Regions from separate parts of the Homo sapiens genome. Here region 1 is linked to region 2. Evidence: chromatin contacts called from ENCODE Hi-C or POLR2A ChIA-PET data. All regions are on one chromosome and are shown on one strand. The core of a region is the stretch at or near the end of the contact, and the rest is flanking DNA. Distances in the headings are between cores, read along the strand shown.

The links. A loop is a pair of places that touch in the nucleus more often than their neighbours do. ChIA-PET counts read pairs that join two places held with the same protein, here RNA polymerase II (POLR2A). Pooled maps may share reads with other maps.
Region 1: a loop to region 2 is called in a map of GM12878, with 2.6 times the contacts of the local background. The contact joins two enhancer-like sites. A Hi-C loop is called at or near these places in 5 of 168 maps with a recorded cell type or tissue (GM12878, MCF 10A, PC-3 and 1 more), 18 of 37 single-sample maps with no recorded cell type and 7 of 50 pooled maps. POLR2A ChIA-PET finds 5 or more read pairs at or near these places in 2 of 52 experiments (GM12878 and PC-3).

The regions. Positions count from the first base shown.
Region 1 is chr2:23,447,201-23,451,874 of GRCh38, forward strand. The region is part of intron 1 of KLHL29 (kelch like family member 29); the gene reads left to right. The region is part of intron 1 of LOC124907741 (a long non-coding RNA gene); the gene reads right to left. Among named protein-coding and RNA genes, the nearest start is that of LINC02923, 62 kb to the left of the region's middle. Within about 2 kb of position 2,790, at least 2 of the 41 ENCODE cell types and tissues checked have a DNase peak (open chromatin) inside an H3K27ac peak, as active enhancers do; they include GM12878, where a contact is called at or near this core.
Region 2 is chr2:23,402,344-23,406,559 of GRCh38, forward strand. The region is part of intron 1 of KLHL29 (kelch like family member 29); the gene reads left to right. Among named protein-coding and RNA genes, the nearest start is that of LINC02923, 17 kb to the left of the region's middle. RefSeq lists an enhancer at 2,010-2,591. Within about 2 kb of position 2,233, at least 16 of the 41 ENCODE cell types and tissues checked have a DNase peak (open chromatin) inside an H3K27ac peak, as active enhancers do; they include GM12878, where a contact is called at or near this core.

The DNA of each region.
Region 1 (4,674 bases), core at 1,540-4,039, 45 kb after region 2:
CCTGGGACCAAATGCAGACCTTTCTGCAGGCATCCACTGCCATCCAGTCACTTGTTTTTGTACATGACGTGTTATCTCCCTCACTTCATGATACTTCTCCCTGGTCCAGTGCCCATTGAACTTGTGCATGGGCCACACCACCTCGAGGAGGCCTTGACTGCTTTGTTCCCTTTAGGCCCCCATTTGCTTCAGTACCTAGCCCTGAGCTCTGCTGGTACCTAAGGTGGCTGCATTGGCCTTGCTTCCTGCTTCATCAATGCCTCTGCACCTTTCTCCTTGCCTGGGAAATTTCTGCATTTGTTGTATTTGATCAAGCATCCATGTAAATATAAAAATTCCTGCATCACAAATCAGTCTGCTGCATCTTCCTAACGCTGATAATGGCCTTGGCTGAGGCCCAGTTGTCCCTTCCTGGATGACCAGGCTCCCCTGAGTCTCAGTGTCTAAACCGTTATTGTGTCATTATTTCTTATCCGAAGGGCCCATATCCCTTAGCCAAAATTCTGAAATAGAAAAGGCTCTGCAAACAGGAAATCATTTGACAGCAAAACCCAGCCTAAACTGACATGAGGCCATTTATAGTCCTTATTTATCCCAATAGATGTGAATCCTTATACCTTTTGCTGTGGAAATATGACTGTGTCTGATTCTGGAGTACTGTCCCAGAACCTGCTGGGAGTATCATGATATATGACGTTTGTCATCTGAATTTCAAAACATATCTGGTCCCAAGGACTTGTGATAAGGGATTATGAGCCTGGAGGAAATCAGAGGCTGGAGATGCCTGTAATTTCATGTCATATGACTGTCAGGATAGCTCGTGCATAGAAATGACCCATGCCTAGGTAAGTAAAAGTATATGAGGCCCAAGACTTTGAAAATACTCAAAGTATTAGTATACTAATACTTTGTATACTAAGGACTTCCCCATTCCTGGAAGATCCACAGGACGTGTGAGAAGACTAGGAAAGAGGTTCCCAAATCAGAATATACTAGATGTCCCCAGTCCCCAGAGTTTGTCAATTGCAGGTGCTCTGACACCAGCAGGTTTCTGGATTTACAAATCTAAGAATAATAAGATTTGAAACACTTTCCTTATTCCAGGCACTGTTCTAAGTGCTCAGTATGGGTAATCTAATCAGATCCTTGTGACAACCCTTTGAGGCAGTTGATATCACCATCCCTTAAACCATGAGGAAACTGAGGTCCATGCAGGTTAAGTGAATCCATATCAGTTCAGATGCCCGAAAACACAAACCTCACCAGCTATTTAAGAAAAGATTAATAGAGGGGATTGGGAGTTTCCAGAATTAGAAGGGCCTAGAGGAGCAGGATGGAGGCTCAGCTTCCAGGAGTGATTCTCAACAGGACACTGCATGGCTGGACCCTCAAGATTGCTGCTTCCACAGTCAGGAAAGTTGAGAATCAGGACTCTATTGCAGGAACTGTCAACCCCAGGAACACCCACTCAACCACCTTCTGGGGACCAGGAGAGGTGACCATGACTGTTTGCTTCAGAGTTGGCATGCCTTTTGCTGCACCTGCAATCTGCTTTTCAGCACACCTGCAAAACTGGTGACTGGTCTCCTTGCCTGTGCTTGCCAGAGAACGGCAGAATCTACCACCGTATGGCCTCCACCTCATTTCCTTAGCTTCTCAAAGCATATGCAAACACGTCTGCTTGGTAGAATCTTAAACACATCTAGAACCTGGAGGTGCAAAGGAATAGGTCGTTGTCATTTTGCCAACTTTGGCATACAGCAAGGCACATGGGGAGGAAGGTCCAATGGATGTTGATTGAGCCAGTCTGCAGACCCACACATTAAATAACTTCCCAGAGCTTACACAGGAAGTGGTGGATCCAGGATTTGAAGCCAGGCTGTGTGTTCCCAGCATCTAAGCTCTGTGAAGTGTACTGCCTCACAGGAATCCCGTGAGCTCATGCTTGGGGCTGGCTGGACTCCATGACAAACATGTCTTCTCCATATTCTGTTTCTTCAGCAGGTTCACAGCTCTAGTCCATGTGTCTGTATGGTACAAGGAGGACTCTTGAGCTGGCTCTGAATCCTTTGAGGACTGATTTTGATGGTGTCTATCTAATGGCTATTGACTGGTTGTATCCATTACCCTTTGATCTAACAATGCTGCCTAACAAGTCACCCTAAAATTCACTGACTTAAAACAGTAGACATGTAATATTGTTCGCCTAGTCTATAGGTTGGCTGGTTCTTCTCAGCTGGGTTCACTCATGCATCAGTGGTCAGCTGCAGGTCACTTAGGTGGCTCTGCTTATCTTGGCTGGGACCTGTCACATGCTTGGGGTTAGCTGGCTGATCTCTCACTAAGTAGGCTGGTTTCTCATCCTCCAATAGTCCAGCCAGTGTGTTCTTATAGCAATTTCTGAGAAATGAAAGAGGAAGTTGAAATGTGCATGCATTTTCCTAAAGCCAGTCACACAGTCATGCTCAAGGTCATGGTGGAAAGGGTACCTCAAAGTTGCCCTCTCTGGATACAGAGAGGCCATTAGTTGGGGTCATCAACTAATTAGAGAACCTTAGGCACAATGTTTAACCTCTCCAATGGCCCATACAACTGAACTCCTTGGAAAGCATAGCTTGGATGAGAGGCGTGGAGAACCAAGCCCTCTGGAACCCTGCATGTTAAATCTAATATGGAATTCAGCACCCAGGGGCTATCTAGCGAGGCTCTGCCTAAATGAAATCATCTGTTCTTTTGGCTGGCTTTATTCTGTGCTCAAGCCAGGGCTCCCCAGCTGACTCAGGGACACAGCCATTAACTTGTGGGGCCTGTGCTTAACAGAGCTGCTTCTCAACAAAGACAGTCTTTTGACATCTCAAGCGGCAAGCTCGATCGCCAATTAAAAAGCTCATGTCCTCAATGTGACAAATACCGGGGAAAACAAGTCTGCAATTCAGAACACAAGTGGAGGAACATGAAGCAAGTTCATCATGACGGCAGCACCGGCCTTGTTGGAGCTTTCATCTCGCCTCTCGGTGAGACAGAGCACGACTCTCCCAAGATTTCCCAGGTCATGCCGCTTAGCTGGGCAAGACGTGCCGCCAGGCCGAGATGGTTCACCCTGCTTCATGGGATCATGTGAAGGGTCAGGGTTGTTTTTCTATAGCTTAGATTGCGGCCTGCACATCTTACATTTTCTTAATTCATATTTAATAACCTTATAGGGCTCTCCGGTGGCTGTGCTGTGAGACAGATCAGGAAGCCAAGGTCGTCCATGCAGCCAGGATCCTGGGGTTCCTTAGGGCCCTGATCCCTTCTCTGCAGAACATTAGGGGCTGCCCCCAAGACTTCAGCCCTAGAGATTCAATTGGCAGCTTCGATATTGAAAGACTAAAAAAAAATGGACATTCCTCCCGTTTTTCTTTTGGATCCGTTTCCCTTTGAAGTGAAGTTGCACTGTCTCCCCAGGTCCCCAGTGAAAGCAGAGTTGTGTATCCTCTGGTTTGTTTCTCAGGAGATGTGTTTTAACTAAGTTAATAATAATAATAACAACAGCTTTATTGATAAATAGTTCACATACCCTATAATTTACCCATTTAAGGTATACAATTCAGTGGTTTTTAATATAGTCACAGATATGTGCAACCATCCCTATGGCTTATATTAGAGCATTTTCATCATCTCAAAAAGAAACCCCATACACATTAGCAGTCAATCCCCATTTTTCCTTCCCCCAATCACTGGCAACCACTAATCTATTGTTTTTTTCTTTTTCACTCAAACAGATTTCTGACAGATCCACTTTCTATGTCTATAGCTTTCCCTGTTCTGGACAGTGGATATCAATGGAATTATACAATAATGCGGTCTTTTGTGACTTAATTCTTTCACTTAGCATAAACTAAGGAAATTTTTTTAAGTTTGTCTTTGAAGCCAGATGGCTGAGTTTGAATCCTGGCTCCACATCCTACTCCACTTACCTAAAAACTGGTTTGTTTTTAGGTAAGTGACTTAACCTCTCTGTGTCTGTCTCCTCATCTTAATACAGAGAGAATTCCAGTGATCACTCCCATAGAACTCCCTGGGTAAATCCATGTAAAGGCTGTATTTGAGCTGTGCCTGGAACACAGTAGGGACCCAGGGAATGTGAGTTCTCATCATCTTTCTTGTCCTGTGTTCCCTGAAGGCCTTTCTAGCTCTGTTTGGGGAGCCTTGCTTGTTTGTTTTCATTCCCACAGCAAACATCAGTGGCAGTGTGGACAGCTCTTCCCATATGAATTGCACCTGGGTCATGGGGACTGGGAAGCTGTGCATGCGCCTTGCAAGCTCTCACCCAAGTCTAGAGCCTCCTGCATCTCCCTCTTCCCAAGGCAGCCTCATGGCCCCACTTGAGGCTCTGAGGTTCTGCCTTTAAGGGAATAGAAAGTTTTTCTCCCCAGCTCCCAGTGAAAGCAGCTGTTTCCTTGTGAGTGTCCTCCAGGTGGGAGACGGAGGGATTTTGGACGGGCACATTAGTCCATTTTACTCCTCAGGGTTTAAGTTAACAGGAATAGTAGAAGGGATCAACGTTGACCCAGAAAACTGGCCCACAGGCCTGCTATTGGGTAATGTACTAGTCCATTCTTTAGTTGCTATAAAGAAGTACCTGAAGCTGGGTAGTTTATAAAGAAAGGAGTTCATTTGGCTCATGGTTCT
Region 2 (4,216 bases), core at 983-3,482:
AATGACTGTGCATCTGAATCTGAGCCAGAAAAGATAAACTTTGCTCCATTTTCCCACACACCGGATTAGAATCTTTCCAGGACACTAACCTAGTGTGTGCTTATCTAGGTCCTTGGGCCTAGGGGCCCCTGGTGAAAGCCCAGGCCATGCAATCCGAGTCCCAGCGCCCCCATCCTTCCCCCTCTCTCCCGTGGGTTTGTATCTCCCTGGCATCCCCCAGCAGACTGCTCTGCCCAGCTGTGAACTGAACAGCCTGGCTTGTCTTGGGGCAGAACCTGTCCTCACAGGTGTGTTTGGGCACTGCAGGAGGGTTGGGGAAAAGTGGTGTAAATAACCCTCCTTGCCTTTCTGCTGATGAGAAAACCATGGGAAAAATATAAAACATTTCTATGGATATTGAGAACAAAGTTTCTTCAGTGATTTCACTGTAAGTTTGGTTATTTGAGAGAATAGTTTTTAATTAATAAGGAAACTTAATTAATACATGTGTGTCCCTGATTTCTTATATATGTGTGTGTATATATATGTACATATACATATGTATCCCTGATTTCTTTAAATCTATGTATGTGTATATATCTTATATATCATATATAATCTTATATGTGTATGTATATATATCTTATATGTATATATACATATAGTTTTCACTGTAGACGTACTATACTATATATATAGTGTACACTATAATGTCAAGTATATGAAAACAAAGAACATAGATAAAAAGGCTGAAAATGTGCCATAATATTAACAGTGGTCATCTTTCTACCATAACATTTTCTGGTTTTTAAAATAATAAGCGTATTTTTCATATTGGGAAAGATAAAAATTTACCTAACAAGGCAAAAGAATTAACTATCATAGGAAAGTTAATTTTGCCATGCCCGTCCCCATCCCATAGTGAGCAGTATGTGTTTACGTCCATGCTGACATTAAGACTGATGAAAACAGAAAAAGGACAGGCCGCCATGTAGAAGAAATTTTTAAACTACCAGTTTTTAAAATGGGAAAGGAACCAAATGGTTTTGTATAATCCCATATAAAAATGTCCCTCATAATGAATCTCAGACTCACCTTAAAGGAATAATTCTCAGGATTCTCTTCCATGCTGGGGCTCCAGTAAGAGTCAAGATTTGGGGCTTTCTTAAAGCAGGCTTCAAACCTTAAAAGCATACCTTATTGAATGCCAGTGCCAGCATTCTCAAATAACTGTGCCCCCAAGTGGTCACATGTACCTGTAAATTACATGCAGCAAAAAGGTGCAATTAACCAGGTCCTGGACTGCAGAGTTTGCAATTTATTAATAATAATGATGATGAAAACAATAATACATCCAAAAGAGAAAAGAAAGGGGAAGATGAAACCCAAAGAGAGAGAGAGAGAGTGTGTGTGTGTGTGTGTGTGTGTGTGTGTGTGTGTGTGCAGGCGCAAAAGACAGGGAAGAATTTTCTCAGTGTTTATTTTTGCCATGCCTCTCCCAGAAAAAGAGCGTGTGTGCGTGTGTGTGCATATGTGTTTGCATTTGAGGAGGGAGGCCTGGCCAGAAGAGGTGGGGGGTAGCTGTGGGCAGAGCCCTCCCAAGAATTCTGGAGACTTTGCATCCTTTCTCAGGAGCAATCCTCGATGCCTTTGACTGCCTACTTCTCTGCAGCGGTGGTTCCATGATAGTCTCCTTGGCAGCCTGCCAGAGGCTGTAAGTGTACAGAGAATTGTGTTTTAATAGAAGGCTTTACCTCTGATACAGATTTAAAATGAGGAAGAAACTTTCTGTTCCTCAGCCAGAACGAAATGCGTTTTGCTTCCTGTGAAATGCTGGTGATTACAAGCTCATCTTACATAATTTTATTATTTTCAATTGCTGCCCGTCAATCTCAGGTGATGGTTCCCTGGGAGCAGAAAAAGAGGCAGATTCTGGGCGATGACTATTAAAAAAAAAATCACTCAGTCATTAGCAAATCGTACAAAAATTTAGAAAGGAGAATAATTATCTTTGTGATGATGCTGTTTAAGATAATCAGAACTTGCATTGCTAAGTTAGACACGCCGAAGTGAATTGAGGACTGTTTAATGGCCTCTTAGAAAATGTATTTTTGCTTTAACAAAGCATTGATGTTTGAGATTTAAAAAAAAGAAATCCTTTAAATCTCGTGAAGGAATTCTCTGGAATAACCACATTTTCAGAAATCCGTGACATGATCGAGGTGGTCCACTGTCACGCCCACAAGAGGGCATTTTCTCATCAACTACTGTAAAAACGATTTGTTTTCTAAAGGGAAGCTGAGAGGCCTGGGGGAAGGAGAGTGTTCTGCAGAGCAGGAAGTGGAGAGCTGCTTGCAATTGAGTTGTATGTATGCTTCCACTTAATACGTCCTGCCGAGCCTGTAAGCCAACACTTCCGGCCAGGAATCTGCCCTCTGTGTTTACCTACTCTCTTTTTATGTCTTATTCCCAGAATGACTGGGGACCAAAGGAATCCTTTGCAGGAGTTTTCTCCAGACAGACAGTTCCACATGCTAGTATATTGTCGACCCCATCCATAACTTCCATGAAACTTGAATCTCATATTTTAAGACACCTTCTCTAGGTCCAAGTTCTTTCCTTTATGTATGTTACACATATTTGTTGAGTACCTACTGTGTGTCAGCTTGAGCCAGACTCAGATCCTGTCCTCGTGGAACACACATCCTCCACAGGAAGACTTGGCATAAAAAAGGAGAACAAATACTGGAGTATGATTTAGATAATTATAAATGTTATAAGGAAAAATAACTGGGATAAGGAAAGGTAGCTATTTTAATTGGATAATTAGGCATACTTCTCTCATGCATAACAAATATTCTAATTTTGTTCAATCCATACCAATATTGTTTGGATTATAAAGGTAATACCTTTTTTTCAACTCCATTTTTTCTAAAAAAGTTAGTTATATTGTTTATTATTTTACGGACCATGAAACATGATGGAAACCGGGGAATTGAGATGTGGCCAGTTGTTAGTTTGTAAAATGACATTTAAAAATTACCATCTACTCATCACCTCATCATTTGACAAAACAATGCATGTTTTAACACCAAAAAGTAGGAAAGATGTAATCCCTGAATAGAGGGCAGTTGAATACGTTTAGTGTTTTGGAAAATTTGCTGCATTATCTGAGGTTTTCTCCTTTTCCATGGCCTATGAGAACTTCATCAGGGACTGGTTCTGGTCAGGGGCTGGCATCCAGTTCCACAGATCCTGCTGATGACATTGTCCATGCCTTCCCCAACCATGAGGACCAACAATGTTGGCACCAGTTCTGCAAGCTCAGCTCCCAACCACAACACACAAGACTCGAGCAGGAGATGGTTTGCTCCCCATCCTAGGGGTTCTAGGATACTTGGTAAGGAGCTCAGCCCAAGAGCTACAATGCCGTTGTGAGAGTTTCTGAAGCCAGGAGTCAAGGCTTTACTTTGAGCACATGGTTTTGGAGGTCAAGCAGAATGGGCTGGGCAAATCCAGGAAGGCTTCATGGGGGAAATGAATTTTGAACTTGGCCTTAAAGGATGGGTAGGTGTAAGGAAGAGGGTTGTAGGATTATAGTGGGTGATATACACATTTTTGAAAGTTAATGTGGAACAGGTTTTGGTAGTAAAAGGCAACATCCATTGTGTAAAATGTTCAGGTATAACAACAAAGTAATAATCTCTAATAAATATATTGTCTAGGCTGAGCGTGGTGGCTCACGCCTGTACTCCTACCACTTTGGGAGGCCAAGGCAGGCGGATCATTTGAGGTCAGAAGTTCGATACCAGCCTGACCAACATGATGAAACCCCGTCTCTACTAAAATACAAAAATTAATCGGGCATGGTGGCGGGCACCTGTGATCTCAGCTACTCGGGAGGCTGAGGCAGGAGAATCACTTGAACCCAGGAGGCAGAGGTTGCAGTGAGCCAAGATCACACCACTGCACTCCAGCCTGGGCGACAAAGCAAGACTCCATCTCAAAAAAAAAAAAAAAAGAAAAGAAAACACACATATTATCTAGAGATGATTGTTAATATTTTATCATATTGTCCTCCAGTCTTTTGCTTTGCATTTTCACATTAGTTGGGACCATGTTGCACATGAAATTTTGCATCTTGCTTTTTTACTTTAGTATACAACACACATTGCCTCATGTAATTGAAAATTACTCTTAAACATCACTTCCGGATGGCTTCATTTATCCCATCCTG